2 separate regions of the Homo sapiens genome follow, and region 1 is linked to region 2. The links are chromatin loops, found by intact Hi-C in ENCODE. Cell type or tissue: chondrocyte. All regions are shown on one strand. Each heading gives the region's core, and the rest is flanking DNA. Links, peaks and the distances in the headings are about the cores only.

Region 1 (4,390 bases), core at 227-4,226, 380 kb before region 2:
TACTCAGGAGGCTGAGGCATGAGAATCAGTTGAACCTGGGAGGTAGAGGTTGCGGTGAGCCAGATCGCGCCACTGCACTCCAGCCTGGGTGACAGAGTGAGACTCCATCTCAAGAAAATAAAAAATAAAATAAGCACGAATGTTAGCCTAGGCCTACAAAGGGTCAGGATCATCCAGATGTCACTAGGCAATAGGAATCTTTCACTCTGTTATGATCCTGTGGAATCACTGTCTTATATGTCACCCACTGTTGACTTTCATGTCATCATGCACACAAGACTGGACTGTCACCTCGGAGCTTAGGAATCCACTGTATTAATTTTGGGAGGACACAAACTTTCAGACCATGGTACCTACTGAATCACTTACTGGCCAGGTGCGGTGGTTCATGCCTTAATCTCAGCACTTTGGGAGTCCGAGGTACGTGGATCGCTTGAGCCCAGGAGTTCAAGACCAGCTTAGGCAACATGGTGAAACTCCATCTCTACAAAAAATTTTAAAAAATTAGCTGGGCATGGTGGCACATGCCTGTGATCCCAGCTACTTGGGAAGCTGAAGTGGGAGGATCATCTGAGCCCCAGAGGTCGAGGCTGCAGTGAGCTGTGATTGTGCCACTGCACTCCTGCCAGGGTGACAGAGTGAGACCCTGTCTCAAAAAAGAAAAAAATCCACTTATCCTTTTGTCTTTCTAACAGAACTCCAATTCTGTTTGATCTAGCAATGTGCCTACCTATAATTCCTAGACCTACAGCCTCCCCTGCAGCCCAGGGAAACCATGTGAGGTCAGCAAAAGTCATCAGGGAGGTTGTCCCTTCTCATCTTCTACTTGCCCTTCCTTCTCCTGGAAACAGCAGGGTGGTCCTTGGGGTGCGACAGCCATCACTCAGGTGACAGAGTAGCCTGGTGCCCCCCCGGCAGTGCTGGGGCCACTGTACCCGCTGGATGGCTGACCCTGGTCCTTCTGCTGACCCAGACAAATAAACCTTTCCTGTGTAAGTCGCTGCAGTAGGGTTTTCTATTTCTTCTAATCAAACCTAATCTTAACTAGTTGTTTGAGCCAACTTTTATGCAAGGAAAAGATGGTTTCCATAATTTTTCTATGTTATTGTTTGTTCACGTTTCCTAAGGAAAGGACAAGCAGAAGGCAGCTTGGGGTATTTATGGTGGGCTTCGTGGTGTGCATGTGGGCACAAAGGGCTCAGCTGAAGCCTGTGTGGTCGCTGTCCAGGAGCTCGGTTGAAGGAGCTGGTCATGGTGTCCAGCAACCCACAGCATCCTTTTCCTTCCTGCCTGACCTACCACAGAGGTTGGTGTTTATTTTTGAGACCTGGACAAATTAAAAAGAATATCCAACAGGAGGGTTGGCCAAAACTTGACCTTGGCAGGGAAGGTCAGGACAGGAGGCCAGACAACTAAATGTGATGACCACAGTGATTTCCACGGGCAGAGCAATATCCTGTTTCTAAAGCCGGCTCCAAGAGGCCTAGTGAGGGCTGTCTTTGGTTGCTACAGTCTGGGAAGAGATCCTCATGGACCCCAGGAAATAATCTGTGTTTGGCAAATAGAGAAGAACAAACTTAGAAACAGTGACCTTTTCTTTGTAAGCTTCTCGGAGGGTTGTAATGATGGAAAATAATTATTAAGTCTCCGTTGGCTCAGGGCCCCTGAATGGAAATGGGAGAGGATATTGATTAGCTCAATGGCTCTTTAAAGAGCTCGCTGTGTTTGCCCTCATGCCTCATAAGCAGACAGCCTCTTTTCTGTCTCCATACTTATTGGATTTTAGATGGCAACGCACACAAATACTGCTTTCACTGAGTAAATATTAGGTTTACGATTGGATCGGGAGACCACAGAACACATCTATGAAATGGAAGGGTGGGGCGGTGATGTGTATTGCAATGCCCTTACCTGGCTGGGCTGTGAACACTTCATCTCACTTCCCACCCACTGATTTGCATCCTTGGCTCTCTGGACATGATGGGCCGTGATGGCTGTCACCCATGGGGAAGGGAGAAAGCGGTAACACCAATAACTATAACGTGTCCTTTTCTATTCTGTGGGATATGCTTTTATTCACTTATTTAGATTTGAGTGGCTGTGATTTTGTTACAGCAACGTTGAGACCGTTTTTCTTTCTCCTTCTCTGTTCCTTCCACTGCTAAGGTAGTTCCAGAATAGTATTTGGTTTAATAATGATTCTGGTGATGATCACAGTTCATATTAATTGAGGGCTTATTACATGCCAGGTGTCCTGGAAACTTCACACACACTGTATTCTCCTTCTAGAGAGAAGCTCGGGTCCCAACAGGTTGTAAGCAGAACTTGAGTCTGCAAACCGTAGGTGCTTTGTAGATAAAACCTGTCTCCCCAGATGGCTCATTTGGAATCCTGCGCCCCTCCCACCCAGCCCCTGAGTCTTCTCCTTTTTAAACACACTACAAACCAGTTTTGGTGTTGTAAGCCCACTTGTGTAGGTAGACTGTGGGGGTGGCATCCCGGTTGCATATGCTAGTAACAAGGGATACAGTTTGGTAGTCCTCCTGGGGGGCGGCCCGGCCCCAGCTGGGACAGCCAGGAGCTGCTGAGACCCGCCTTCACGTTGGTGCTCTGCTCACGGGGAGTCAAGCTTCCTCGAAATGCTGTTGATCACAAGTGCTGATGGCAGACTCTCTCCTGTGGATTTTATGTTTGCTTTCCATCTGGATGGGAAGTGGGAGAAAATGCATTCCCAGTCCAGAGGGTTTTGGAAATAAAGGGCTGAGATTTTCATTAAAATCGGGGGGCGCTGTGCCATTTCCTGTGGGAGGGGAAGTTGAGCAGTGGGCCCAGAGCTGCTTTCTTGCCACCTGAGAAGTAAACTGGTTTTTCAGAGAGAGAGAGAGAGAGAGAGTGTGTGTGTGTGTGTGTGTATGTGTGTGTGGAGGGGGTGAGCAGTGGTGCATACAAACCATGATTATTTCTGTAAGCAGATTTAGAGGTAACCGGCTACCAGAAATCTCATTTTAGTTCAAGTTCTCAACCGTTCCCAAATCTATCATCAGAGATGGTCATAGTAAATGAGTGGTTATTTGCATTTTATCGTCTTCCTTCTGGGTCACTCGTATGGTCAGCAGAGACTGATCAGAAAGCAGGGAATTGGAGAAACAAGAGGTCTGGGTGATTCAGAGGCAGGACAGTCAGCCTCTCCGATGTAACATCCGGCCGCATAAGGAAGGTGCTGCTGCGATCAGCCTGTTTGTGGGCACTGGAGGAGTGGTGGGGACACCCAGAGCCCCAGACACCCAGCGGAGGTGCCGTGCAAGGGGAAGACAAGGCAGGGAGCCCATGAGCCAGGCTCTGAGGACACAGTGCCCATGCGGCCAGCTCGAAGGAGCTGTCTAAGGAGAAATAAGTTTTCCACTGTTTCTCCACTTTTCTTTTGGTGGGGAGGCTTCCTCTCATCCCCTTGGGGGGCTGTTAGAAACCCAAGGTGACCCCAGGATCCACTGGCCCTTTGACCCAGGCACTCCTGGATTGCCATTTTCTTAGCCAGTCCTCCAGCCACTTTTTAAATAAGCATAAAATGACAGTCTTCTGGGCAATTCCCGGTGCATTACAGCTGACTTAATTCTCATCAGTGAGTTTGCCCCCAGCAAGATGTCAAAAGCTTGGTTTTTTTTGTGTGTGTAGCTTTAAGCTGATGGGGCTTATTATATGTTTTCTCTTACTAGCAGCTTTGCTTCCCTGCCTCTCTGGCAATTCAGCAGCACATTTGCTCAGAATTCCCTTTGTTTCAGACATAAAAGGGAAACCCGTGTTGGTGTGATGTGGCTGGTTGCAGAGCGTTGCTGCATCTGAGGGCTTGTTACTTGTAATAAGCTCTTGCTTCCCGGCTCACATAAATAGTATTGCAAACGTGAAGGTGTGAAAAGTTGTGACCATGAGAAGCAGAAAGTTCTAAGCTAGGAAGCTGGTTCCTAGTTCAGAGCAAAAAATGAATTTGTTTCTGGAGGGAGGCAGAGAGTGTGTACAGATTCTGCTGATATCTTTTCTCTAACTCCACCAAATGACCGTGACCTGCTTATTGATGATTTTTCTCCAGACTTATTTTGGAAAGACTGACCTTTTAACGGTTGAAAGATGAAAGTCTAAATGGTTTGGGGACTATTAACATTTTTTTGGAACAAAAGATAAGTGCTCTGGGGATGCTGGGAAGCATCTCGCTCAGGTATGTGGAGGTGGTGCTGGGACTGCCGTTGGTGTCTCTTTCCCTGGGCTTCGGTCCCCGGACCAGCCTCACTGCAGGAAGATTTCATTTTAGGAGGAGGAATCTCTGTTCCAGGGGCTGGCCTGCCAGGCTTGGGCAGAATATTTTAGAGGCCATTATATTCTGGGATGAACCTTCCAC
Region 2 (4,390 bases), core at 142-4,141:
TTTCAGTTGGTTTCTATGTCCTTCTCTCGTGGCCCCACCATTGTATGGTGTGTATGCTTGTGTGTCAGTGTGTTTTAGCACTTTCTTACTTTCTGACACTACGAGGTGCTCCAGGCTCATCTTGCATATTTCCTGCCCCAGTCCTAGAATCAGCTGTTTCTCCAATGAGCTCTGGTTCCTTCTGTTGGACAATAGTATAAAAACAAACCTAGGTGCTAAATGATCGCTTAGATCCAGTGCTCATTGCTACTGGGCTGCCATTGCTTCTGGACCCTCTTAGCAGAGAGAGAAAGGAGATATATGTGTGTGTATGCTAATGCATGTACACATACAATTCTTATTTTTACCTCTATCTAGCTATGTATGTATGTATGTTTGTATCTGTCATCTCTATGTTATGCTAAACATGGGTTTATACCTCTCTGGATGTTTTAGGAGCAAGGAAGAGACATGATTCCAGCTTTACCTGGGGAAAATCAATCTCACAGCAATGAGAAGAAATAAATGATGAGTTAAAATTAATTTCTATATTTTTCTAATTATTCAAGTGACTAATGTTTGGTGTGCAGAAATTTAAGAAGACTGAGGACTAGAATGAATTATAACGCAGGAGAAAACAATAACCATGCATAGTCAGCAAGAGGCACTGATACCATTTTGAGACGACTGGATGCCCTTTCGTATGCTAGGAATATGCAGCCCGTGTTCTGGAAAGTGGGGAGAAGGTCAGGCGGCTCCTAGCAGCAAAGCTGCGTTATCCTCAATATCCTGTAGGGGAGGGTTTAGGGAGTTCGGATATCCCTGCCTTTGACATTCATCTTGGCCTCAGTTTTTCTCTTACCTGGAAGCAAGAGAGGAGTTGATTGTGAGTTCAGAGTGGAAATGGTGGCCAATCCAGACCCTGCACTGCCACTGACTCTCCGGGAATGTCAGCGCCAGGTGAGAGCCAGGATTCCAGGGCCAGACCTGAGCTTGTCCATAGCCTGGGACTTGAATGGGGGGAAACTTGGGCACAGTGGCAGGTGGAAAATCAAGTCTGTGCTTCAGGGGCATCTAGGAATGCCCTGTCTATCTTCTCCCCTCCCCAACCCCATTTACCCAGGTGCCTCCTGTTACTTTCAATACTAATGCCTTCTTTTTTTTTTTTTGAGACAGAGTCTCACTCTGTTGCTCAGGCTGGAGTGCAGTGACGCAATCTCGGCTCACTGCAACCTCCGCCTCCCGGGTCCAAGCGATTCTCATGCCTCAGCCTCCTGAGTAGTTGGGACTACAGGCATGCACCACCACGCCCACCTAATTTTTTTTGTATTTTCAGTAGAGATGGGGTTTTGCCATGTTGGCCAGGCTGGTCTCGAACTCCTGACCTCAGTGGTGGGATTACAGGCATGAGCCACCACGCCCAACCTGATGCCTTCTTTTTCTGACCATTTCCTCTCCAGCAATCCCACCGTGGCCACAGGAAAACCTGGCCCAGGAGATTCCAATGTTCTTGGCTTCCCCTCCTGTCACAGCCTCAGTGATTTTGTGATTTCATCTTGCTTCTCAGGGCTTGCTTTTATCAAAAGGGTTGGTTAGTCACAATGGCTGTTAATAGGTGCAACAAGGCATAGAAGACCTGTTAGGGGTTGAACTTTTCCCCCTACAACTCCAAAATATTAATATATTGCAGTCCTAATCTTCAGGACCTCCAAGAATGTAACCTTATTTGGAAATAGGGTCGTTGCAGATGTCATTGGTTAATGATGAGGTCGTACTGGATCAGGGTGGGCCCCTTATCCAATATGACTGGCATCCTTGTAGAAACACCACAGTGTGAAGAGACAGAGATTCACGCAGAGGGAAAACTATGTGAAAAGATACACGGAGAAGACCGTGTAAAAGGTGGAGGATGAAGGTAAGGCAGTTGCAAGCCAAGGAACGCCTAAGATAAGGAACGCCTAAGATAGCCAATGACCACCAGGTCTCAGAGAGGCCCGGGACAGATTCTCCCTCACTGCCCCTAGAAGCAAGCAACCCCGCTAACCCCTTGATTTCGGACCTCTGGTCTCCAGAAGTGGGGCCCAGCTGGGATAACCTGACTCTAGGGCCACCAAGGTTTGTCATCCTGGGCGGCATTCGGGGCTGGTGTGACCCACCTTATGCACAAAGGCCAGAATAGACCTAGCGGCATTGACAATAGGACTGGAATGCCAGCTTTGTCTGTGAAGGAAGGGCGCAAGGGAGGACAGCTGTGGTGGGCAAACCCTAACCATTTCCATCCTTGTTTAGCTTTTGTTCTGACTACGACAGGACTACGTAGTCGAACTACGACTCCCAGGAAGCCGTTCGGCCTTCCCCACCCCCTCCCCGCCCACCCCGCTCCGCCCCGTCCCGGCGCGGGTCCGCCTGGTATATAAGGGCCGAATGGCCCAGCCGACTGCAGGGCGCGCAGGCGGCGCGGGTGCGCGGTGCGGCGCTGGTATCCAGAGGACGCGGTCACCGCCTCTGGCATTTGTCGTTCTGCGCTTCTCCGCAAGGACCCTCTGTTAGGCAGGCGCCCACCGTAAGCCTCCCGGGCCTTGTGAACCTGCAAACCCAAGTCTGAGAGACGATCCGCCTTCAGCGCTTTCCAGCTTGGCAGAGAGGCTTTCCCGGCGGGGATCTTTGGTTGGCGCTGGCGATGCGCGGGGAAGAAAGGCGAGGAGCGGCGTCCAGGCTGGGTGATGTCCCAGCACGAGTAGGCGGGATGCGCTCGCTTGGTCCTCCGGGCGCCCGGTCCCTGCCCGCGTCGCGCGCCCACCCCTGGGGACGAGAAGGCGGCCGCCTGAGGACCCCCGCCCGCGACCTCCGCGAGTCTGGAGCGCAGAGGACAGGGTCTGGCTGCTCTTTGGCCTTGGATGGAAAGTGGGGAATTGGGTGGGGGGCTGCGGACCCCTTAACGTGGATTACTTGGTGTGTATCAGCTGGGCTCAGAAGACCCACGACCTCTTCTCCATCCGTGGATTGATTTGTTCTGCTTAACAGCTGGGTCGCCAAGCTGGAGGTAAGTTTCCCTGCGGTTCGGGGAAGGGATCTGATTTACTTTCTTTTCTTTCTTTCCTTTTTTCCTCCGCGTCGTTTTTCGAAGGTCTCGAGATTCCGGGTTGAAATTTTTGTTCTTGTAATTGACATCTTCTTGGAGGTCATTTTAGTCATCCCCCTGCCTCCAAGCGGAGCTGATTCACCTGGGACACGGTGGTCAGCGACCACCCCATCCTGGGCGTTCTCGGCCGTTGTCCTTCAGCCTCTAGCGCTGCCAAGCCTTGGCTGCCTGGAGGGACCGAACCTCAGCTGGGGGAGACGCCCCCGCGTCCTCGGCGCACCCGCTCGGCCCCTTGCACTTGCCTTAACGCCTGGGCGCCCTCCGGGCTCCGTTACTTCGGGAGCGGTGCCGCCTCCGTGAGCTCCTGGCGTCCGCCCACTGGCGACCGGGGACGCTGCTGGGGCGCAGCGGTTGGAGAACGCGACTCAGCCGAGCCCCTCTCACCGTTGGGGCTAGGGGGTGAGCGGGGGCGTTTGGCAAGCAGCTTTCCGGCGAGGACTGGGCCACCCGTCAGGCTGACGCTGGTACGCGTTTGGCCAGGGTGTGGACGGGCTTTCTGAATAGGTGGGAGGTGGCAGGAATTCAGTCCAGTGAGACCACCCGCCACCTCCCCTTTCCGGCGCAACTTGCTAATGGAAGTCGTTTCTTGGCCAATGTGGGGAGAGGGCTTACGTCTTGAGTCTGGAACTGAAAGCATACCGCTTCTGTATCCATAGCTTCCTCCTCCCCTTGTTCTTTTGTGTCTGCCCTGTTTGGGGGCAGCGCGATGCCTGTCACTGAGTAGGCACTGAATAGATGTTTGTTGAATGAATGACTGAGCGACTCCACCCTTGGCGTGCAGATTAACCAGGGTCCTCCTTTTCCTTCTCCCTCCTTGGCGATTGTCCTCACCTCCAGGACCTATCTAGGTTTCCTGAGGATGCTTTCCCAGAGGTGGGATTCCCTCCTTCGCCCCTCACCCCTCTCCTGCAGCCTGTGGGTTCGCATTTAGAACCTGTCGGTGATCCATTTCCCACCCAGCAGTCCCTTCTGCATAGGAATCTGACGCTGTCAGGGATCACTCTTGGTCAGTGCTCAGGGTCCCAGCGTCTCCAGTGAGCACTGCTCCAGGAGCAAGAGAAAGTAAAGCAGCACCGGAAGAAGAAAAGGCAGTGCATAGTGGCACGACCCCCTACCCTGGGAGCTGGGGCCCTCGGTGCCCCTGGTCCCATGCAGGGTTTGGAACTGCCCAGGTTGACACAGCACCTTACCTGCGGCCCTTCCCCACCCTCTGCCCCCACCCCAGTTCTGTGCTTAGACTGACTCCGGGAGAGGAAAGGTTGAAACCGC

The links. A loop is a pair of places that touch in the nucleus more often than their neighbours do. Peaks named below come from ENCODE experiments on the same cell type or tissue, not always from the same donor. Only the 100,000 strongest peaks of a DNase experiment are listed, where the experiment ranks them.
Region 1: it touches region 2 in a loop (2.0-fold over the local background); 1 of 110 quality-filtered maps calls a loop at or near these places.

The regions. Positions count from the first base shown.
Region 1 is chr17:72,969,840-72,974,229 of GRCh38, reverse strand. All of the region lies in intron 4 of SLC39A11 (solute carrier family 39 member 11), which reads left to right. Among named protein-coding and RNA genes, the nearest start is that of SLC39A11, 120 kb to the left of the region's middle. In chondrocyte, for the core only: no CTCF peak of the experiment used is centred there; DNase peaks (open chromatin) are centred at 2,569 and 3,279.
Region 2 is chr17:72,590,835-72,595,224 of GRCh38, reverse strand. It overlaps LINC00673 (long intergenic non-protein coding RNA 673), which reads left to right and starts at 2,421. Exons shown (of 4, transcript NR_152516.1): 1 at 2,421-3,022. RefSeq lists a silencer at 2,294-2,343. In chondrocyte, for the core only: a CTCF peak has its summit at 2,518; a DNase peak (open chromatin) is centred at 2,644.